Linked DNA regions of Homo sapiens: all the other regions are linked to region 1. A link is a loop called in an ENCODE intact Hi-C map of the cell type or tissue named here. Cell type or tissue: PC-3. All regions are shown on one strand.

The links. A loop is a pair of places that touch in the nucleus more often than their neighbours do. Peaks named below come from ENCODE experiments on the same cell type or tissue, not always from the same donor. Only the 100,000 strongest peaks of a DNase experiment are listed, where the experiment ranks them.
Region 2: a loop joins it to region 1, with 6 times the contacts of the local background. A loop is called at or near these places in 9 of 110 quality-filtered maps.
Region 3: a loop joins it to region 1, with 3 times the contacts of the local background. A loop is called at or near these places in 7 of 110 quality-filtered maps.

Annotation. Positions count from the first base shown.
Region 1 is chr7:116,772,695-116,780,694 of GRCh38, reverse strand. MET (MET proto-oncogene, receptor tyrosine kinase) reads right to left here. Exons shown (of 21, transcript NM_000245.4): 15 at 5,584-5,814; 16 at 3,226-3,306; 17 at 1,738-1,919. Among named protein-coding and RNA genes, the nearest start is that of CAPZA2, 86 kb to the left of the region's middle. RefSeq lists enhancers at 3,469-4,668, 7,927-8,000, 7,226-8,000 and a cis regulatory region at 7,992-8,000. In PC-3, no CTCF peak of the experiment used is centred here; DNase peaks (open chromatin) are centred at 2,864, 3,604 and 3,854; H3K4me3 peaks cover 2,227 bases; H3K27ac peaks cover 6,493 bases.
Region 2 is chr7:116,688,603-116,696,602 of GRCh38, reverse strand. The region is part of intron 1 of MET (MET proto-oncogene, receptor tyrosine kinase); the gene reads right to left. Among named protein-coding and RNA genes, the nearest start is that of COMETT, 4.6 kb to the right of the region's middle. In PC-3, no CTCF peak of the experiment used is centred here; DNase peaks (open chromatin) are centred at 3,812, 4,112, 4,722 and 6,642; H3K4me3 peaks cover 2,453 bases; H3K27ac peaks cover 5,680 bases.
Region 3 is chr7:116,706,946-116,714,945 of GRCh38, reverse strand. All of the region lies in intron 2 of MET (MET proto-oncogene, receptor tyrosine kinase), which reads right to left. Among named protein-coding and RNA genes, the nearest start is that of COMETT, 23 kb to the right of the region's middle. In PC-3, no CTCF peak of the experiment used is centred here; a DNase peak (open chromatin) is centred at 3,675; H3K4me3 peaks cover 1,828 bases; H3K27ac peaks cover 5,084 bases.

The sequences.
Region 1 (8,000 bases):
CAGTTCCTGGTTTTAGGTTTCTCTTTAAGACACATCTGGGTTTGTGGTTGCTCTCAGTATCAGCTCCTTGGATTAAAAAAGGCCATGGCACTATTCCGTTCTGGATAACAGGAAATCTCTATCATGCTTTAATCCTGGGGTAACAGTACCCTAGAGAAGGTAGCACCTCCAGCCACATTAATCCATCAGGGTAATAACAAAAGTTGAAGTGGGAAAGTGGGGTCTGTCAGGGCAGCTGTGTGCTTTGTAAGGTCAATTCGCCTTATCTGCAAAAGTTCACTGCCAGGGAATGTTTTATTCTTTTGGCTGAGTAATATCTCATTACTCTCCTAGAGCTTATTTTCTCTGATAATTTGACCCCATATTTATAAAGTTGCTTTTGATCAACTTCATTACCTCCCACAGAGACTTGGAGAGCAGGAACCGAGACGGAGCTTGAGGCCTTCTATGAATTCAGTTCTTGAGATTCTTATTCCCACCCTCCCTGGTCCTGGCCTGGTGACTTTTAGGTCCTGGCATAAATGTCAAGAAAAAAATCTACCACTTGCAAGAGGCTAAGAACCTTTTTTTGTAACCCTTAGCTGATTCATTCAACAATTATTTACTGCGAGTCTATGTGCTAAACACTGTTTTAGGTGTTGGAGCCACAGCAGTGAACAAAATACACAAAAATCCTACCCTCATGAGCTTCCATTCTAATGGGATGAGGGTGTGTGTACATATATATGCATACATATACATCTATATAGCTATTGTTTATTTGTTTATTATCTACTACAGTGCTATTCAATAGAAATATAAAGCAAGACACACATGTAATATAAAATTTTCTAGTAGCCATACTCAAAAGTAAAAAGAAACAGGTGAAATTAATTTTCACAATGTATTTTTCAACCCCCAAAATCCAAAATATTTCAGCATGTAATCAATATAAACAACTACTAGTGAGATATTTCACCTTCTTTTTTTTTTAATACTAAGTATTCAGAATCTGGGATGTATTCTACACCGTACAGCACATTTCAGTTCGAACTAGCCTCCTTTTACATGTGGCTCATGGCCATAGTATTGGGCAGCTTCAGGCAGCTTCATGCATGTATCAGATGACAGTTAAGTGTGATGGGGGAAAATAGAGCAGGGAAGAGGAGTCTGAAGCCATGAGGGTGGGTGGTCAGTTGCAATTTTAAACAGATTAGGGAAGGCTTATGTTGAAGATGGCATTACGGCCAAAAGCTGAAGAAGATGAGGAAGTGAGATACGTGGCTATTTGCGGGGAGAGTGTTCCAGGCTGAGGGAGCACAAGTGCAAAGTTCCTGAGGTGTGAGAGTGGATGGCAAGGACAAGGAACAGCAAGGAACGCATCTGGAGTTAATTTTTCAATGCCTTGTAGAGTTAACATTCCATATGGGCTGAGGCTTGCTCTGCTTCCACTTCTCCTGTGCTGTGCACAGTTTCTGGCACATAGTAGACATGCAAAGATGACTAAATGTCCCTATCAGAGGGAAGGTAGAGCAAGGTTGCTTGCAGAGCAAGTAAGAATCATTGCTCCAGGAAACCCTTCCAGGTGTCACTATTTCCCACCAGGATAGAAGACTTTGAGGTGCATTTGAATGATGCTAACATTTTAAATGTGCATCTTTGGCTACTAGCTTTTTAAAGACTCAGAGCAGGCCTATTTTGAAGGGATGGCTGGCTTACAGCTAGTTTGCCAGTTAGTAAGCTTGGCAGTCAACTTACATGAGTCTCATTTCGAATGAAATTTCGAAGATCTCCATGTTTCATGTATGGTAGGACCACCAGCGGAGACCCTTCACTTCGCAGGCAGATTCCCAGGAGCGAGAGGACATTGGGATGACTAAAATCTTTCATGATGATTCCCTCGGTCAGAAATTGGGAAACTTCTCCTATGTCAGTGATTCCTGAGAAATCCAGTGGTGGAGACATTAACTTCATTATGGAACAGTGAATACTTTTGTCAAATTTAGATAGGAAGAGCAATGAAATGGTAAACCACACAGTTAGCATCTTGTCCTGAGGGTTTGACTGCAGAGTGTTCTTTTTACATCACATCTGAGTGAATGATGCCACCGTGCACTGTGCCTTCCAGTCACCACCTATGCCCACTTTTGCAAGATAGAGTCCAACCAGCCACCAGTTTGTCTCCTATAAACTTAGTGCAAAGGTTATACTTAGGTTTCATAAAGACTGTCCATTTATTTCCCTCATGGTCAGACTTCCAACAAAATTAACCATGTAGAACACTACTTAGCATGTTGATTTATATTTTAAAAAGACTGAAATAATTGTGACAGTAAAGTATCTTGCAGGAAAATCTTTCATTTGTGCACTTAAAGCTTATTAAGTCCCATATAAAGTTTGTAGTAGAGCTGGTTAACATTTTTCAGGCTGCTGCAATTTGCAAGCAGAAAATGAGAAATGGGAGTAGAAAACGCAAGCATGTGAGACCTGTCAACACAGGCGGAGCCAGGAACACTATGTATGTGGAGTACACTGTTTGTGTAATATAGTAATTTATGGCTGTAATTATGGCTTGGGGTCACCAATAAAGACTTAGTTTGTATTTGGAAGCATTCCCTTAAACAGAGTATGCATTTCATCTTAAAAAGATTTTCTCAATAACAGCTAAAATTTTAAGTAATGTTCCAGCATTAAAAAGGGGTAGGTTTCATTTATTTAGGAAGTTCATGTATGTGGAATGCCTCACTCTCCAAAAATGTGGATAAATGAGGTATTACCATACTTATGATTTTTCAATTTTTGGCCAGCGTAGTTTTCTCCTGTTTGTCTTATTTCATTTTTTATCTTTTTAATGGAAGTTGTGGTTAAAAAATAATTATAGTAATGCCTCTGGGTAAAATGAGTCATTACTACTGTAGGTGCCAACATGCTTCCAATAGTTTCCAGAAATGTCACTTGCAAAACAAATATTATAAACCAAACATAGTTATAGTTAAATGATACTCAGTTCATCCAAGAACCTCATTTCTCCTACCCCCTTACTAATGAGGGCTCTGAGGGATCATTTCAGGGGAAGTAGTTCAATAAAAGTCTAGAACAAAACAAATTTTCAGGATTAGGCCCATAATTTCAGTGGTAGCTGATTTTTCCACAAGGGGAAAGTGTAAATCAACGTTTTATTATAAGCTATTTATTAGGTTGCAAACCACAAAAGTATACTCCATGGTTAAATAAAATGCCACTTACTGTTCAAGGATTTCACAGCACAGTGAATTTTCTTGCCATCATTGTCCAACAAAGTCCCATGATATACACAACCAAAATGCCCTGTGCAAAAGAAAGAACTTGGTTAGCACTGCGTAACATTTAATTATGAAATAATTATTTATCAAACCCTTTATGAGCTTCATTTTATTCTTTCTTCTTTCTATACAGCAAAAGAGTACATTTAAAAAATACTTTTAACAATACCACTATAGGTACGTAGGTGTGTTTGTAAATATATATGTAGATGCAACACATTTCACCCAAGGATATAAGCAATGTGATTATTTAATTCATGAATAAGTTGTAGATGATATGACTCATATTAAAGCCTAACCTAATAAAATATTCAACCACAGTGGAACCACTGAAAAGGTGAGTAACATCGGCCTCATCAAATAAATTTTTTTAAAGGATGACATAGTATTTTAAAATATGAAAATAAAGTTAACCCACATGAAGAACTATAATAAAATAAGTTCTCTATATTCTAATAAGCTGAAATGAAATAAAAATGTTACCATTAAAAATAGGATTAGTATTATAGAATAAGGATTTCCCCATTAGTCACTGGTTAATACGTAATCCAGGTTGGCAGAAACTGAAAGGCAGTTGCCCAGATGAAGCAAATTCACCCTGACTCACTTCATCCAGTTCTCTCTGGCTTTAACCACATCATTTTCCCAATGGTAGCCTTTTATCCAGTGGCAGTAATTTCCCCCAGAGGTGCCAAATGTCTGATAGCTGTGTAAGTCATTCACTAATTAATTCATCCAGCTGGCCAAGACACCATGAGTGCCTAGTATGTGAGTGTCAGGCATTAGGCTGCCCTCTACTAATGCAAAGAAGAATAAAATAAAACTTATGCTTTTGAGTGCTCCTATTCTCCTGCAGAAAAACATATAAATACATAGTAGCTAATATTTATAGAGCTGTTAATGATTATAACTTCAAAAGAGAAATAATTGCCATTTTAGTACCTTTCATGATAAAAAATTCTAGTTTTCCAAATGTGTAGAATTAGAACACAATTAGTGAGTCCACACACTCTAAAATTGATGCAATTACTGGGATTTATAGGCCTATGACAGAACTATATATTACTCTGAAGAGAAATGGAAAGATGTTTGTTAACAGTGAAGCCACTCTTGGGGAAGAAGGAGCACACAAAGGATTACGCTCTGGGGTGTTTGACAGAAGAATGTGTGGATGCTACCACAGGAAAGTGAGAAGGCCTTGTGTTCATATAAGGGAAATCACGCCATCAGCTTCTCTTGTATCACACTGGCAGATGCCTGTACAACCTCTTGCAGCACATATAGAATAAAAGGGATCAGAGGCCATTTAGTATTAAGGGTAAAAGCTTTTTAGAAAAAAAAAAACAACAAGAAGAATGAAGTTCATTTCCCGGTTTTTGATTGGTTTCTTTTCCTGCTAAATATTTCCACAAATACTGTTTATGCTAGCTGTTATTGCTGCTTTGGCTAGCTTATTACAAATATTCATTTATCTTTGTATAAAGAAATTGGAGTGCATTGTAGAGATGATATATGTTGCTTTAGATCAGGAGAATGCTATAAATTCTCTGTCTTCTGATGCTGTCCAGCAGTGTACAAACTGCTATAAACCAGGCTTCATAGAGTTTGTCACTGTTCTCAGGGTAAAGAAAGACTGGAGAGAGATTGAATAAAAATACTCAAAATTAAAGGAGTGATATTTATTTATTTATAAGTATTTATTTTTTTGACATGGAGTCTCGCTCTGCTGCCCAGGCTGGAGTGCTGTGGCACAACCTTGGCTCACTGCAACTTCCACCTCCTGGGTTCAAGCAATTCTCCTTGCTTCAGCCTCCCCAGTAGTTGGGATTAAAGGCACCCGCCACCACGCCTGGCTAATTTTTGTATTTTTTTAGTAGAGACGGGGTTTTGCCATGTTGGCCAGGATGGTTTTGAACTCCTGACCTCAGGTGATCCACCTGCCTCGGCCTCCCAAAGTGCTGGGATTACACGTGTGAGCCACTGCGCCTGGCCCTGAGTTTTAGAAGAAAGTAAATGGCACCTTTGAAGAAACTATAATTGCTAGTACACACAGGACGAGGACGAATTGTGATTTAGTTCTAATATATTTGGGGGATTATCCAATTGCTTCCATGCACAAGGGCAAATCCCCACGGATATGATTTACAGGGCTACATTTCTATAGAACAGAAATCAAGTACACTTGTTATCACTGCTCTGTCAGTTGCTTTCACCATTGTCTAAGTTCCTAATCTGCAAAGGCCAAAGATAAAATGCTTACTGGAAAATCGTATTTAACAAAAAGCTGAGTGGAAATACTTACCTCTTCCTATGACTTCATTGAAATGCACAATCAGGCTACTGGGCCCAATCACTACATGCTGCACTGCCTGGACCAGCTCTGGATTTAGAGCACTGAGGTCAATGTGGACAGTATTTTGCAGTAATGGACTGGATATATCAGAGTCCCCACTAGTTAGGATGGGGGACATGTCTGTCAGAGGATACTGCACTTGTCGGCATGAACCGTTCTGAGATGAATTAGGAAACTGATCTGTAAGATGAAGGAAAATTATTAAAGAACAACAGTAAAACCTCATTTAATGGGGACTGAAACAGGAAGAGCTTTTATAATGGAATTAGTTTGATAAAAATGATAATAAATTGGGAAAAGATACTAAGTTATATATACAAGCATTTCATTAGATGTTTACAGATTTTCATTTAAGTAGACTAAGTATTAATTTTGAAAGCTTTTTACCCTCATTTCCTTAGACATTTCTCTCTTTATCAATAGCAAAAAGCCATGCTTATGGTTTATTTTTGAATATACTATGTCCTTAAGAATGGAAGCAGTGGTAGCAGCAAAGGTAGTTGAGCAATTGCCTCGTCTCACAAAAATCCAGCTCAAATATAAGAAAATGAAAAAGATGCCTTTTGAGACACTACTATTTGTTAATGGAATTAATTACTATTGTGCAAAACCTATGGATTCCTGGCCAAGGGAAAAATACACATATGATTAGAAATAAATAATGGCTATATTCCCAAAACTGAAAGCTTTTCACATTAGTGGTAAATTCTCCACTGTGCAGTGATGGCACTGGATTTAGTGTTACTGTTGTTTAGAGAAGGCAGGTTAGATCTCGGTTAGTGGACCATCCTTGTTGTTTAGTTAAGGACACTATGAAAGGGGTAAGCATTCTTTATAAGTTGATCTTTATAACCAAAGCTCTGTAAGAACCTCAGGCAAAGTTCCCTTTTGCAAGGAGAATTTTTTTTTTTATTTCAGGGGAAGAAATGGTGCTGATAGTCAATTTCTTAATGCCAAATAGGGCATTTCCACTTTCCCTTTCTCTTTCCACTGGGAATTCACACATATCAAGGAGGGGGCATCATAGCCACAGCAACTGACATGAAGATAAACTAGGCATAGTATTGAAATGTATTAGTATGTAACACAGGGAGAAGGTTATGTGGGGGTTCCTCATTAGCACCAAAATGTATCATTTGTTTGCAAATAAGCAGGAGAATCAGAATCTGAGAGAAGGGCATAAAAAGAATGCTGTTAGTACCTTGACTATTCCTAATCCCACTTGAGCATTTTTAGTATTTTCTACAGTGGACAGTTTGATTAATAATAAATGAACTTGGCCAAAAGTGGTTCCAGAAAAGCGTTGGGCATCAATTACAGTTATAGTAGACACTAGCCAGAAAAAAGACAAGAGCAACCTTTAAAGAAGGATGTGGAACATCAGTGAAGTACCTGAAATGTTGGGTGAGTGAGGAAGGAAGGAGCCTAGCTGGGTACTTGCTCCCTTAATTCCAAGGAGTCAGGGTCTCTAAACCTTCCCCAGGGGATTGGGAATGCCAATCAGCCTCTCTAAACTCAGGTCTTTCATTCTCACTTCCTAAAGCCTTTGCATCTGGAGATCAGGGCTCTAAATGCTTAAGGGTGCACAGATTGAGGGAAATCCTTGGTGAGACATGGATAAAAGCCCTTTGGCATGAAAACGTGACTCTTCAGCTAAATTCCAACATGTGCAGAAACCAATTGAAACCATCAGTGTGCCACCCTGATGTCACACCACATAGCACTCTAGGTCTCCGTGAAAAAGTCTGATGAGAATGCTGTCCCCACCAGATGTAGAGAGGAAAGCTCTGCAGTTGCCTCTTCATTAGGTTTTGGCTGTGCACCTATTTTCTCATTCTCTCTAAATGACCCTCTTTTACCTGTTTTCTTTTCATGTCTCCAAGGAGCAGGCTCAATGGAGAAAAGAGTGTGAAACTCAACCTTCTTAGCAATGATGACAGAGCTTTGGTGAGTAAGGAGGTTCAAAGAAGATTAGGTAAGTTTTTTTTTCAAAGAAAATTTGTAAATTTTAATGATCTCAGATTAGAACTATGAAATGTGCATATAAAATACTAAATAGATGCACTAAATGTGCACATAAAATACTAAATAGATCTAAATTTCAAAACAATAAACTAGGTTTGATTTTTCCACACGGTTAAACGAATGGATTTTTAAAGGTGAATGGAATCAGGGCAAAGACAATGTTTACTATGTGTATCTCCATAGAAATAACATAAACTTCAAAACATAAGAGGTAGTAAGTGTTGAAAATGTTAAAATGTTAAGTGCTTCATTGCTCTTGAACTTGTTTGGATGAGCAACTTCTAACTTTTCCAGTATCCTCAATGATCTGTGACTCATTTTATTTGTCCAATGGTAAATAT
Region 2 (8,000 bases), 84 kb after region 1:
AAGGTCAGTGAGGCATCAAGAGAGCAAATATTGCACTGTGTCACAAAAGCCAAGTGAGGGTCTCAAGGAGGACGTTGGTCCACATGGAACCCGTTTGTTGATCTTCAAGGCAGTAGTTTCTATAGTAGTATCAGATGTTAAATTGAGGGAATGGGTGATGAAGAAGTAGAATGTTTATCAAAGGGAAGACAAGCAAAAAGTAGTAACAGGGTGAAAAGGAGTTTAAATTGTGGGAAAGACATATGATTATTGGCAGGACCCCCCTTTCTTCTACTAACATTTATTGGATGTCTACAAAGACATGATGCCCTTCCCTGGGAAGCTCAAGTCACTTGATGGTTAACAGTTATCAGAATGCAGAGGAAGGGAGACCAACTCGACTGGAAATGATGCTAGAGCCGAGTCTCAAAGGAGGATAAAGAATGAAAATTCCTGGCTGAGCGCGGTGGTTCATGCCTGTAATCCTAGCACTTTGGGAGGCTGAGGTGGGCAGATCACTTGAGGTCAGGAGTTTGAACCCAGGCTGACCAACACTGTGAACCCCCATCTCTACTACAAAAAAATTAGCTGGGTGTGGTGACAGGTGCCTGTAATCCTAGCTACTTGGGAGGCTGAGGCAGGAGAATTGCTTGAACTTGGGAAGCGGAGGTTGTAGTGAGCCAAGATCGTGCCACTGGGGGTACAGGTTATGAAGGGATAAGCCAAGCTAGAGAACTGTAGTTGGACCAGAGGACAAGATGAAGCCTCAGTAAGGCAAAGCCATGTAATAATAAAAATAACAAGAACATGTATTGAGTGCTTACCATATGGGAAGCATTCTGCTAAACTCTTTGATTTACTCTTCATCACCACCCTGTGAAGAAGGAAGTATTATTATCCTTCTCTTCTAGATAAGCAAACTTGCTAAAATCACACAGTTAGAACCAAGATTCAATTCCACGTCTGGCTAACAAGAACCCATCCATGCTCTTAAGTGCTTCACTATGCCGAAGCAGCTTCCAAAGCGAGGTGGGAGCATGCACTAGAACAGAAGTCAGACAATCAGCCCTCTGATTCTAGCCCTTTCCCTCTCTAGCTGTGTGACTCCAGGCAATCACCCACCTCTGAGTCCCAGGGTCAGATATTCTCACGTGACCATTTTAAGGATCAAAAAGAGATCTCATCTCTGAAAGCACTTTGATCAATATAGAGTATATATAAATGCTTGCTATTTTATCTGTAATTCTCATTGTTTTGCAATGTACTAGCAAATTTTTGGTGCTGGTAGAGGGAATAACAAGGGATAGAAGAAAAGGATTAGGGACAATTTGTTGTACTAGAGGGCAAATACAAACTGTAAACCAAACTGCAAATATGTATCTAAACCATCTAGAGCACAATGGGAAAAATAAATATTATGTGAAAAGTTAACTGCACTTATCAATATGGTATCAGTGTATCTAACAAAATTGAGCTTAATATATAATTTATTGCTGTATTTTCTGTAGAAATTATAATGAAAGAAAGGAAACGAATTATTATTGCCAAAAGGGAGAAAAATATTGTAACCAATTTGCATGTTAGTTGATGTCCATTAATGCAGTGTGAAGTGTGAATGACATTTTTTCTTCTAGGCTTTTTGAAGGAGCCTTCAAAATAATCTGTAATCCTAGCACTTTGGGAGGCAGAGGTGGGTGGATCACGTGGTCAGGAGATCACAACCATCCTGGCCAATATGGTGAAACCCCGTCTCTACTAAAAGTACAAAAATTAGCTGGGTGTGGTGGCGCATGCCTGTAATCCCAGCTACTTGGGAGGCTGAGGCAGGAGAATCTCTTGAACCAGGGAATTGGAGGTTGCAGTGAGTTGAGATTGCGCCACTGCACTCCAGCCTGATGACAGAGCGAGACTCCATCTAAAAAAAATAAAAACAAAAACAAAAAAATTAGAGATATTATATTAAATTATGTTTTTAAAATAAGATTCATATCTTAAGGTTCGCACATAAGTCACACACTGTACTAAATCTCAGTGGACAAGAATCCAAGAAAATGTACACATGTAGAAATAGGCTTTTTGTTACTTCATTTGATGAAATGGAAAATCAGTGGGGAAGAAGAATATATTTTCTATTTAAAGAAAAACCCTCACAGAACACAGTTGGAGTTAGTACCTTAATCTCCTACACCTTCTTTACATTATCTGTTACCATATGGTGATGCCATTTTTCAAGTGAATACATCAAAAAAAGGTTAACTTTTTTAATTAAAGAAAAAAATGGGACTAGGGCCTATTGTCAGCAACAGAAATTTTAATTAAACTAGAGGTTTCTGTTTAAACCTCAGATAATGAGAAAATGTAATCACCAAAAACGCCCCATTTCCTTGATCATTCCCATTAATAAAGGCCCTTCCCCATTAACAAAGGTGTGTGTTGGTCAGATCAGATCTTTTCTGGGAAACGTTTTGTGTCCTTCCTAAGGAAAGGAGGGAGACCTTTTAGAAGTATTTGGCGCTGAGCTGGGCACTATGATGATAACTGCTAGTTAAATGAGTGACAACTGAGAGGCCAAGTGCACAGGCACTGGCCAGATTTTAGGGTTTAAATCCAATCACTGTCCATGTTACCTTAGGCAAGTAAGTCTAAGCCTGTATTTTCTCATCTAAAATATGGGCAGGATTATAGTACCTACCTCACTTGTGAGAGTTATTCTAAGGATTCAATAAGTTAATGCATGTAAATCACTAAGAACACTGCCTGGCACATAGCAGGTCAATGCATGTTCTCTATTGTTCGTACATGGCCCCCAACAAACACTTATAAGCATCTAAGTGTCAGATACTGTACAGAGTGCTGAAGATACAAAGATAAATAAAACGCTTTCCAAATGTCAGTGAGATCTCAGGCCAGTAGTGGAGATAGGCAGACTATAGTTTAAACTCAATGTAGAAATGTCTATGGAGGCCCTTAAAGGGGAACTTAACTAGGACAGAAAGTCACGTGGGCTTACCAATCAATCAATCATGGTGCTTTCCTCATAATGCATTCACAATTCTGAGGTCAAACACTGGAGAGGGCCTAGGTTTAGTTGTGGCAGTGCAGCTAATTATTTGTATGACCCAGGCAAGTCACCCAACTCCTCTGAGGTCAACTGCTTTCTTATTTGAAAATTATAATGCTGAACCAGCTGTGTGCTGGCTCATGACAGCCTACTATGTGCATCTCTTCCCAACTTGTGTTTCAGTGACCTCATCTTGGTAGCCTAAAATCAGCCATGGTGGCTGTATTGACACCATAGAAATTGGCAAACACTACAAATCAGGGCTTGTTATTAAAGCCCGCAGAGGGATGGTTATTAAATATTTAATGGCATACTCCTGGGTGGAACTAAAGAACTTCAAAGTGTTTTCCAATTCTAATAATTTTCAACTCTGAGATTGTTCCTCTATGATTACATTTTACACCAATGCCATTGACTTGGCATATTATTGCTTTCACTTCCTCATCTATGTAACTTGCCAGATCTGGCTGTGTGAGCATTTTAATATTTATATTGGTAGTGAAATACTCCAGAAATACTTTCACTTTTCATATATTTTTGTCCTGATATATTTATTCCCCCATGATGTGTCTGGATCAGGCTTTCAATATAGACTGTCTTTTCACTGTTTCTGTTATTTTTGCTTTCTGAAATAGAGCTAGCCATTTAACCAACTTTGAGTTCCCTGCTAAAAGGAACACGTAAAGATGATTCAAACAGACTGACTAATTCATTCTCTTAAAATGTTGTGCACATATCAGGTGAAAGTGAATCATCCATAAAACATTTCTTTATTTCTTTTCAGATGAAAGTTAAGGTAATATCACTGGCAAAACATTTCCTGGGAGTGATCATCTCAATGGCACCTTGGCCACTAAACTATTGATATTTAGGAGTACTTCCTTTAAAGAAGATGGCTGTTATTAATAGTTACAAATACCAGTTCAGCCTACCTTTAAAACCAGCGACTTAATCTGTCCACCATCTGCCCACCTCTGGTTTTCTCATTCAACTAGCTTACATTGGTCTTTTCATTTCCCAGAAATCTAGCGATACATTCAAATCTCTAAGTATTCATTGAGTAATTGTCAACACTATGACTGTCCTCATCATAAAAACATTGCAGAGCCTACAAAAATGTATATTGCATTCAAACACCGATTCCTCAGGAAAAAACCCAACAGAGGCAATAGAATAAGTTTCTTCTTAAGAGAGAGACTTTCTAAACCGTGACATAGGTAATTTTGCTTTCTTTAGGGATTAATTTTCTTAGCTGTCATAATTTATAACTATGTAGATAGCACTTTATAGTAAATAGATATGGTCAGCTCCATCATCTCTTCTAATCATGATTACCTTATAAGGTAAGCATTATCCTGTGTTTCCAGATGACAAAACTGAGGTTCAAAGAGGAGAAAATATTATCTGAAATCTACTAAATGAGCAATTCAGTTCTTCTGAGTGTATTTCTAATTGTTTTAAAATGTATGATCCTTATTTGAATTGTTTTAAATTATTTGCATTTCCTGGAAAAGATTTTTATTCCAAAGGCACAGTATTTTAATAAATACCTCTTTTTACCTTCCCAGAATCCACTGTCTCTTATACCGGCAACTCTTTTGAAAATTCTCCCTCTCCTATCTCCTGGGACTGTCAATCACATGGTCTACATCTTTCAACACAGAATGAGTGTGCAAACCAGGCTGGCCTTTCAACGAACTCTGTTCTCTTGACACGGAGCTTGGTCAGGGTTGAGTATGTGGCCAAAGCAAGGCCAAACAGAATCTCTTTGGAGATTTAATATGGATGCTGGGAGAGGGCCTCTTTCATTCTGACAGCATGAGCACTAAAGATGATGTTAACTTGGGATGTCTGATGCCCATCTTTGCCACTATGTGGAGAAAGCCAGCCTGAGCATGAAACTGACCCAAGAGGCCAGAGAGCCCAGACACGGAGGGAGGCAGGCTCCTGATGTGATTGTCTGAGCATCTGTATCCAGCCATGTCTTAAGCTAAGGCGAGCCAGTAAAATTTCTTCTTTTCTTCCTTATTTCTTTTTTTAAATAAGTTTAAAAATGATTCTTTCATTCCTTGCTCCTGAAAAGGTCCTGAGCTAACAATGTCCAGTAGACAATACTACAAACTTGAGTTTAAACACAAAGTCAAGTGCATAAAACCAACTTTACGTAAAATATTCAAGTAATTGGGACAAAGATGGTCTCTTTATTTACTTGAATAATTACTTTAAATATTTCACTTTGCATTTGAGAACATATCTATTAGTTAAGATTTCTGAGGTGGTATACTAGTATTTTCTTATTATATAATTCTAAAATCTTCTACAATATTTACATAAGATAATCTCAAAATGGAAATAATGGATCTAAGTAAAGAGTTAAGATATAGAAACTGGAAAATATTTCAACATTGCTTTTAAGTGCAAGAAAGGGATTTATGATGATGGAATATGGCTGAGGCCCCATATTAAGGAAATTACAGTCATAAAAATAGCCATGGCTAAATCTCCAGGAAGACTTGCCAGAGTGAAATCTTAGGGAAAAATCTTAGCCCTGTCCACATTTATATTATGTTTATTAACTTTAAAAGTAGGTCTATTAAAATAAAGTTAAGATTCCAATAGAAGATTCCTAATGACATTTAAAATACTGTATTTATAAACACTCACTGTTTATGAAGAATCATATTACATTATATCATATGATATTAATCAAGTATTTGGGAGCACCCATTGCATGCCACGTACTTGACTAGATACTAAGAGTTTCTTCCCTCAAAGAGTGTACAGTCCGTGGATTTGAAGATAACAGGATAAACTCCGAAATCTAAATGTGCAACCTAAATGGAAAAGTGGATAGATCCACTGGGCTGAAAGCAAATTTGTAAACATGCTTAGTTGAATGCTTGATTCTTATGCCTAAAGACTTAACAGTTAGTGTTATGATCATCAAAAGCACCTACATTTACTTTAAAAAGATAAAACAATAGGCCATGTCAAAAATCCCTTCTATCGTAGCCAGACACTACCTTGACAATGGTTTCCAACAGTGAATCGAAGGGACAGGAGGAATCTTCAGAATTTTTCAGTGCATTCAACTGCTCTTTGGTATAATCACATTTAAACAGCCCAAAACATTCTGGAGACAAGGTGGAGTGTAGTGGAGAGAGTGTGGGCTTTAGTGTCAGACAGACTTAGATGGGATGTGAATATGGCCTTTTTCACTGACATGCCTTCTGATTTGAGTGTCAGTTTCTTATATTCAAAACGTGGGGATAATGATATACATCTCATGGGTTGGCCATGAGAGTTGGAGATAAACTGTGAGAAACACTGTCCTTCAGTTATGCAGCACACCCTAGCATTTAATAATAGCTACTATGCTTATTATCCTAACTTGTGTTTTGGCCAGTTTTTGCCTGCCCTCATAAAAAATGAGGAAGTTGGCACAGTCCCTTGGGTGAGACCACTCCAAATACCTGGTGACTGTTTCATCACTTTAGTCCTCTCATCTAAAGTTTAAATAGTGTTATTTCTTCTTTTCCCACCCTTTAGCCATCTTGTGGTTTTCCTCTAACCTCGGTTCAAGTTCTTGAAGCCCTTCGAAAATTGCCCCCCAAGACAGAAGCCACAGTAACAGCCTCCCATACTAGAGAAGTAAAAACAAATAGGAACCAGTATTTTAACTCTTTAAAAAAGAGTTAGCTCAGGCCAGGCACTGTGACTCACGCCAGCAATCCCAGCACTTCAGGAGGCTGAGGCCAGACGATTGCTTGAGTTCAGGAGTTTGAGACCAGCCTGGGCAAACCCCATCTCTACAAAAAATAAAAAAATTAGCCAGGCATGGTGGCATGTGCCTATAGTCCCAGCTACTGTGGAAGCTGAGGTGGGAGAATCACTTGAGCTAGGGAGGTTGAGGCTGCAGTGAACCGTGATCACACCATTGCACTCCAGCCTGGATGACAGAGCCAGACTCTGTCTCAAAAAAAAAAAAAAAAAAAAAAAAAAAGAGTAAGCCCATATCCCAACTGAGATTTAGCAAGTAAAGATATAGGATGCTGAGTTAAATTTGAATTTCAGATAAACAGTGGATAATTTGTTTAGTATAAGCATGTCCCAGGAATGTATTTTATATGACAATCCTAGTCGTCAGCAAATGGGGAAAAATAAGGGAACAATAATCTTTTTTACCCACAAAACTCACATTAAAAAGATTTGGGCCAAATCTATTTATCTGTTGGGGTAGAATGTTTTTAAAGCTTTCTGTGGTATATATGTATTGCAAAACTGCATAGCATTTTTTCATTTGGGTTTGCTTCTGTGCATCTAAAACATGTTTTAAAAGTTCCTGGCAGGTGGTTTTAAGTGTCATATGAAGGTATAACTATATGAAAGGGAGTAAAGAAACTTTTTCCCCTCTATAGTTGTACTGTATGTGGCAGCCTGTCATTTACATGAAATTTCTGAAACAGAAAAGGTATTCCCAGATTGATTTACATGCTTTATTTATAATAAATGAGCTTATTAAAAAATTCAAATACAGGTGGCTATAGGAGATAAACAAGTTAAGCTTTGTACAGGAATGATTTGCATGTGTTATAATTAATGTTTCCAGGGGGTGCTCTAAACGGTTTCTTGATTATTACACAAATGTTGTTTCTTTGACAGATAGTGCTTTTATTCAGATTCTTATCTGTTTTTGCATCCCCTCTTAGTCCTATAATCATTTAAAAAGTTGAAAATGGCTGCCTGTTAGCATAAGAAAAAGCCAATTGTGCATTTTCTAGTTGTAACATATGATTGAGACTATTATCCAACTCTGATATGGCAAGAGTAAAGATAAAAAGAATAGAATGCCATTATATCCTCAAGATTATCCTTTATAAATTCATATTCTGTCAGCAAACATCTTTGTCCTTTTAAGAATGGTTGAAAGTACTCAACTTCTTGGAAAGAAGAATAAATG
Region 3 (8,000 bases), 66 kb after region 1:
CTTAAGTTCATAAGTAAGGTCATCCATGGCTCTCCAAAATTTGTGGACCTGTTATCTGTCCACTATTATTTTACACTATTCTCTAATGCAGGGGTTGGCACATGTTTTTTGGGAAAGGGCTAGATAGAATATATGCTAGTCTTTGAGGGCCATAGGGTCCCTGTGGCCTGTGTGTGTGTGTGTGTGTGTGTGTGTGTGTGCGTGCATGTGAGTGTTTAACTGTATAAAAAGGGAAAAAAATATAAACAAAATAAGTTTTCACTTGTTGAGAATATAAAAACAGGCTATCGTTTGTCAATCCTGGCAAATGCTTCTACCTTGGGTCTAGCCTCTACATAGGGAGACAAAAGATTGACACGTACAATAGCTAACTGATGCAAAGTATAAGAACTCAGTTGATAGTTACATTCTGAAAACACTGTACTGGCAGTAAATCCTCTAAGACTAGGAAAAAAATAAGATCTGTGTGGGCTTAAACAGCTGGAGAAGGCTCATGGCAGAGGTCGAAGTTGAGCCAGTTCTTAATGGAAGCTGGATTAGTAAAGAGAAAAGAGAGATAAATACTTGGAGCAGAATATATTTTATGTATATGTGTATATGGGTTTATATACATATGTATACAAACGCATTTAAATATAAATGAAATAAATAAATCCTTTCTCTTGAGGTACCACCACAATTCAAAAGAATCAATTCTACAATGATATGGACCTTGGAATTCTAAGTGTTAAAACTTTTGCTTCTTTATCATCATTTCCTAAGGTGAATCAGATCTGAAACAGACTGTGTCCATGTGTTTTTGGTTAGCAGCCTTCATACTGCACTTCAATCATAGCCAGGAGTGACAGAGTGATTCATAAAGAAAATTGTTCCAAGTTAGGAAGGTTTTAATGCTTAGTGCAAAGAGGTTTTCTGCTTTCCTCTACTTAGTTAACAGAAACAATTTCAATGCACTTACTCATAGAAGTATAAGAGATTTTCAGAAGACACAACACCAATTACCCTGCACTAACAAATAAAACAGAAGTAGTTCTTCTTGGAGGTGGTAAGAGCCATGGTCTGTTTATGTGCCTAACAGTGTCACATTCAATAGAAACAGGTGATAAATGTCTTCACAGAGGGCCAGGAGAGATGAACGATGGATGAAACAAGAGTCCTTCAATTGTGTCCCAATATATCGTTCAAGCCCATGACTATATTCTAGCCTGCCATTAATCCAACTGTCATGACCTCTTATCCCTCCTTTCCATCTTGCCACCGTGGAGTGAGACTCTTTACTTATCTGCTCCCCTTGTTTCTGATAGGACCTGTTGATCAGAAACCTCCATCTGTGGGCTCCCCTTCTCAGCAGCCAAGGTCCCTGCCAGAGGCCCTTACTCAGTTCTCACTGCATCTACACCAAGGCCAAGCTCAGGAAAGCTTCTCTCTGTACCAAGCACGTACTTGGTGCCTTTGAATGTTGCCACTGGGATTACGATCCTGTGGCCACAGGAAGGATGGTGTTGATAAAGACCTTTGCCCTTAACTTCTTTTCCTTTTTTTTTTTTTTTTGAGACGGAGTCTCGCTCTGTCGCCCAGGCTGGAGTGCAGTGGCGGGATCTCGGCTCACTGCAAGCTCCGCCTCCCGGGTTCACGCCATTCTCCTGCCTCAGCCTCCCAAGTAGCTGGGACTACAGGCGCCCGCCATTACCCCCGGCTAATTTTTTGTATTTTTAGTAGAGACGGGGTTTCACCGTTTTAGCCGGGATGGTCTCGATCTCCTGACCTCGTGATCCGCCCACCTCGGCCTCCCAAAGTGCTGGGATTACAGGCGTGAGCCACCGCGCCCGGCCTCTTTTCCTTAACCCATATATCATTTTCAACTTGAAATCATGGATTGGTGACCAATAGTGAAAATCTGTGGACTTCAAATGAAAGTTTCAAGGGGGTATCTCTACTGGTGTCACTGCTCAAGCCACGCCCACTAAAGCATTGCGTAAAGTCCCTCTTACAGATGGTATCACCCGCTCAAAGGGTGAGTGCTGTTGAAAGGCTTGAGAAAACCTTACGGGAGCAGAGAAAGTATTCCCTCTTTCTCCTTTTAATGACTTTAATTCTGAGTTCCAAATTTCGATTACAAAACTCTGGAATTCCTATCTATTCACCCTCCCTATCTTAATCTTTCCTTTTTCTTTCATTTTTCTTCTTCTTTGTTCTTTGATCAATCTTCATTGCAGACTGGTGAATGAAGGAGGGTGTGTGTGGGGGGGACGGGAGGGGCATAGGTAATAGTGAGTAAAACTCCCCAGTTTTTCTCCAGTGCTAATTTAGCTCTTGAAAACTCCCCAATTCTATAAATTAGTTTTTAGGGATTTAGGGGAGAGACGGAAAAACTGTTTTATCTAAATAATTATTTTTATGAATCAGCATTCTATTTATAGTAATATATTTTACATACAGGGCTCTGTCATACTTCTTTGCTCATCCGATAAATGTATATATTGTTCAAGCTATTGTATTAGGTGCTGGGACTGTGGAGATAAATGGCATAGTTCATCCCCTCAGGGGGCTAACGATGGAACTGTTGGACACATTACCACGGAGTGTGATAAGAGACATGGTAGAAATAAGCAGAGTGCTACTGGTGTGCTCAGGAAACGCAACAAATCCAGAATATGGGGGGCAGGGGATGAGTTGAAGGCTAGGGAAAAATGTCCTGGGGAAGGAAAATGCCAGCATGGAAGTTTTAAAGAATAGGGAAAAAGTGTTCACTTGACAAAATGAGTGTTAAAGGGAATCTGAAGTGGACCAAGCTACACGTGTTAAGGCAGGGTTGTGAGGGAGGCTGATGGATTCTGGGAACTACAAGAATGACAGGTTGCGTGTAGGACAGGGTGGCAGTGCTGTGCTTGAACCATCTCATAACAGTTCACAGAGCCAAGTGTGTACATCTCTTCCTCATTGTTGTTCAGTGACTAACGCTGTTTCAGTGGTACCTTGAAACTGGCTCAGTGGGATATTTACACCATAGAAATTGGCAAATGCTACAAATTAGGGGCTTCTGCTGCCCCTCCCCCCAGAGTTTAACATTTACCAGCACATCACTGGGCGTGAAGGAGGACCAGGAAATAGTCAGGGCCAAGGACAGAAACTCCTTAAATATCATATTATTATCCCTCAGATTATCATCAGATATACAAATAGGTTTGCTCTTAACAAAGATTACTTACTCCAACAGCACTTTGGAGACAAATAGATTGGGTGGAGTTGAGGAGGAGCCACTGAGGTCTAGTTTTATCTTATTGGCATCAATGTCAATACACTAAACAAAAAAAAAAACCTGTCTGGAATGATAATATACAATTTTCTCTTTCTGCTTTGTGTGTATAGAGAAGAAAAGAAGTAAAAATTTTTAAGCTTCATATTTACTATGAATGAAACCAGGCTTTATTTTGAAGAAGGAATACAAGACTGAATTAGATTATGTTAATGAAGAAGTCTGAGATACGATAAATGATTCCTTGGAAATATTAAATTTCTTGATTAAATAGGTATTGTTAGTTGTCACCAAACCAGCAACTGGATAGAGTGCTTAAGAAACTCTTAAATGAGGCTGGAACACAAGAATGAGAAAGTCAACACAGGTTAATGACTGAGCAAGGTTGTGTAAACTATTACTTAATCCCAATTGAGGGTTTTCTGAGCCACTGGGGAACTACGTTCAGGTTGATAGACAAGAATAAGGTTAGCAGGAAACACAGCATTAAACAAACAACAGCTCAGTTTAATTTGTGATTTACCCGTACTTCAGAGTACAAAAGGAAAGCTTTGCTAATAGCAAGAAAGGTAAAATGAAGCCATGCCAACATCGTTATTAAAATAATTGGCCAGCCATTCACTGGAACAGAGATTTTATTATACATTGGCAGTGAAAATAGAAAATGTGACTGTTTCTTAACTAGTTCTTGAACCACCAGCATACAGGGTATTAACTAAGGTGCTGGGAGTTTTAACAGCTGGTTCCAAGAGCCAAGTGCATGCAGGGGAAGCTTTCATATCTAAAGATCACACAAATAATTAATATTTACTTATGAAAATTTAGGTGTTTACTTTCCAAATATTTCATAATCCTTCTTTTTTCATGAGTTCATCTGCATTCAATTGGATTGTTATCTTATCACCAGGGTTATAAGATATCAAATAGCATATAGTTAACACCATGGTTACCCTAGATCTCACAATAATTTGGAGGGTTTTTTTTTTAATAAGAAAACTTTCTTTTGTTAGGTGTGGTGAAGTCCTGTTGTACATTTTTTTCTGTGATCTGTAACTGTGCCGCAAATAGTGAACTCCAAAATTTCAGTACCGAGGTCAACATGTTTTTCTGTGCAAAATCTACTAAAAACAAATGGAGACAGGAGGCAGGCATGAGGCAATTATGCTACCTACTCAGCCTAAAAAATGTAATTGCTACTCATGTCTCATGTTTTTTTCTTAAGCATTTGGTTTTAAAAAGAATCTAGACAGAAAATCTCAGAATTAGTCACAATTTACCATACTACGGTATTACTTTTCAAAGCAGGCACATATAAAGCGGGTCCTCTTTGTACATGTCAATAATCTCTGCTTTGACCTTTTGAAATTAATTACAAGTTTTACCTACTTTGTTAAACTACTACTTATATATTACAAATCATTTTTTCAAACACTGACTAATATCCTTAATATCAGGCCAGTAACAGAATTGATCTTGTGCTTTGCATGCCCAACTCTACTTGAATCAATACCTTTCCTATAACAGTTCTGAAAGTGAGAGTAAGTTTAGTTGAGAGTAAGAAATATTGCTCATTTATTTCCACATTGGCGCCAGATAAACCCAATGTAATTGGTGTTTTTCACATTAGAAATACTTCTCAATTACTCTTACTAATACATTTATTCATTCTTGTTTACCATGATGTTGGAGCCACAAATAAGTTTACATTTAACAAATTATCAGTTAGATTATGCCCTATTAGAAATTCCTCTTCTTTATTCATTTAATTCAGTTCCTTAAGCCCCAGGATCACCTAATTTGACCTCATATTCATCTCTATTATTGTACTTTAGAACATTTCCAGAGTCTTGGACCTTCTCATATTATTGAATACATGAAGAAAAATAGTCTCACTTTCCTATTATTTTTCCTGAGGTTGTGTGTAACCCCTATACACAGTGTACTCTTGTAAACAGTTTTTTACACTCAAGATTCTGGTCGCCTTACGGGAAAATAAATAGTCCTCTGCCTGTAATTACAGCCTTCAGGAAGGGGCAAGCCAGTGACCTCTCTGACTTGTAGGCACAGGAATAAGCCCTGAAGCCTCCTATTCCCTTGGAAAACACCCCTTCTTTCTCGGCCAAGCAAAAATAAAAAAAATGAACACAAAGAAAGGTGAATATTTCTTTTGATGCCTCACACATCTTTTTACACCTGTATTTCAAATCTTCCTGGTCTGTAAAGATGACTAAAACAATACTGCTTATGATTCAGTCATACTTTGGCAATTCAGATGGTCTCTGTTTATCGTGTGAACACATAGATTTCTTTTGAGAATCCAAGTTTTTATATCAAATAAAATCAACACTATTGTTTATGATTTGCAAAGCATATGCTTAGGTACAAAGAAGCATGACAAAGTGCCTTCCCTACAAGACATAAACTTATTTAGATATTTGTGTGATTAAATATGTATAGATGAACAGGATTAAAATGAAACAGAAAGGCAACATGTGTCTGTAGGTAAAGATGAAGGCATTGCCTATAAACCGGAACAATATAAAGATGGCACTGACTGGAGAGCACTCATTTGTACATTCATAAGTGCTCATGATATCCTTGTGAGCACTTGTCTCTCCTTTGGCCCTCCATGCACATGATTCTCATGAGAAGGAAATGGTCTAAAAATGGATGCAATTGTGCAGAGTACAGTGCACAGAGGCAGAAAGACAATGTGACTTGGGATCACTTCAGCATCACATTCCCTTGAATTCTATTAATGTTTATAATTTTGATAGTTTCAAAAGAGCTTATTTTGTGTGTTCTCAGATTCTTATGTTTCTCTTGGTCATAAAACTTATTGGTAAAAGGACAATCCCCTCCTCCCCAAAGAGGAACATGTTCTTCTGACAAACGGGGTCCCAAGGGTTGGCCATAGAAGGAAGAAGAGGGAAACAAGGAAGAAACAACCTGGCCTATGTAAGAAACAGTGATTTTCAAAGAAGCTGATTAAGGTGACAGGCCAGGAAAGGCAGTGAGTGTGAGCAGGATCTAAAGTATGTTCTTAGCTTCTAGTAATCTACATATTATTTTCTTCATATGAAGAAGAACCACATAATAAAAAGTAACTTAATTCATTTAGAAATCAAAAGAATGTTTAAACACATTTACTGCTGTTTATTTTAAGGCAGGAAATGTTTTAAAAAGTTAAATTCTCCAGCATTGTACTACTTCTTGCAATGTTTTTCTAAGTGTAAGATAGTATGCACTAATGACCACAAACCACTTAAGAAAGCTGATTTAATGTAGCAGCTTGTAGTTAAGATGTAAAGCTTGTGAAATAAGTAATGACTATTAGTTTATATATTTAGTTTATATATTTGCCTGTGTACTAAAGACGTATTGCTTTTTTAAAGTTTTAAGCTTTATATAAAGGTTAGCTTTCACCTCCTCAGGACAGCCTTTTGTGACTCAACTACCAAATTTAGATATTCCCTCTCATTTGCATTCACAGATGTTTATTTCCCTCACAGCACATTTCATAAATTATCATGATGTATTTGTTCACTGGTGTGACTGAATGTTTACTGTCATCTTCACTAGTCTATCTGCTTGTTGAAGACAGGTACAGTCTAGCTCATTCTCCATTGTAATACTATCAGGTTTAGAGACTAAATAAATATCTGTTGAATTTCTGGTTGAATCTTGGTTACATGAATTAATCCTTTCCTCTGTCTCCTGCTGAAAACAATGATTACAAGGTTTTGGCCCTTTTATGCACTAAATAAAATGGTTAGGCTTCTAGCACTTGGCTTAAACTAATAAGATGAAAGAACAAGCAGGTAATGTAATTAGCTTAAGATAAATGGAAAATATTGCACATTTTATTGTCAAGATATTTTTTAGAGATATTAGTTTTCGCTATTGACTGCTACTGCATTAGTGCTTGTAATCTCCTTAGTGCATTAGCACTAAATACTATTGATTCACTCAGAGCTAACAGACCAATTTAATCTGTGCATTTTCCCCATTTCCTGAGCATGACTTCACCTATAGTTTAGTTAGTAGACTGGTTGCTAGATGCAAGTGTTAATCGGACATTTTAAAATTTAAAACATTGTTAGAAAATTTAATATCATACAAATTTACTTCTTTGATACACAGACACAAATTTTAACTAATCATGAATAACTATATATTTTGAGATGATGACTCAGCAAACTTAATTTTTATAAAATCAGCCTTCGAAGAGAATGGTTTACAAATCAAAACTAACCTTAATTCTCTCCTTTTATCTAGGGCACGATTTGAAGTATCATCTACCATTTTAATGTCCTCTGACTGATGAACATTTTGCTGATTTACCCAAATAAGACAAATGAAGTCAGACTTCACTCTGAATTCACAATGGTTTTTTTTTGTTTGTTTTATAGTTATACTGTTCATAAATCATTTTTCCCCATTTGTGATCACCAAGAATGGTTAAAACAAAGCTTTGGTCTAAATTAGCATGCAATTGCTAGACATTTTTCTTTCCTCTTGTGGGGAGACTGGAAAATATTTTTGAAGTATATATGGGTAGCTACACTTTGTCTGCTCCAACATTAGACTAGGTCTAGGGTGAAGTGCAGTAAACTGCTTCCCAAGGCAGAGTGAGGCTTTTAGAATAGGAAGTCAACATGGCTCAGCAAGTAATTCACATGCAAATGAACCTGCCTGGAACATTTTAGTTAGAAAAAAATATGTAATTAGCAGACTGGAATGT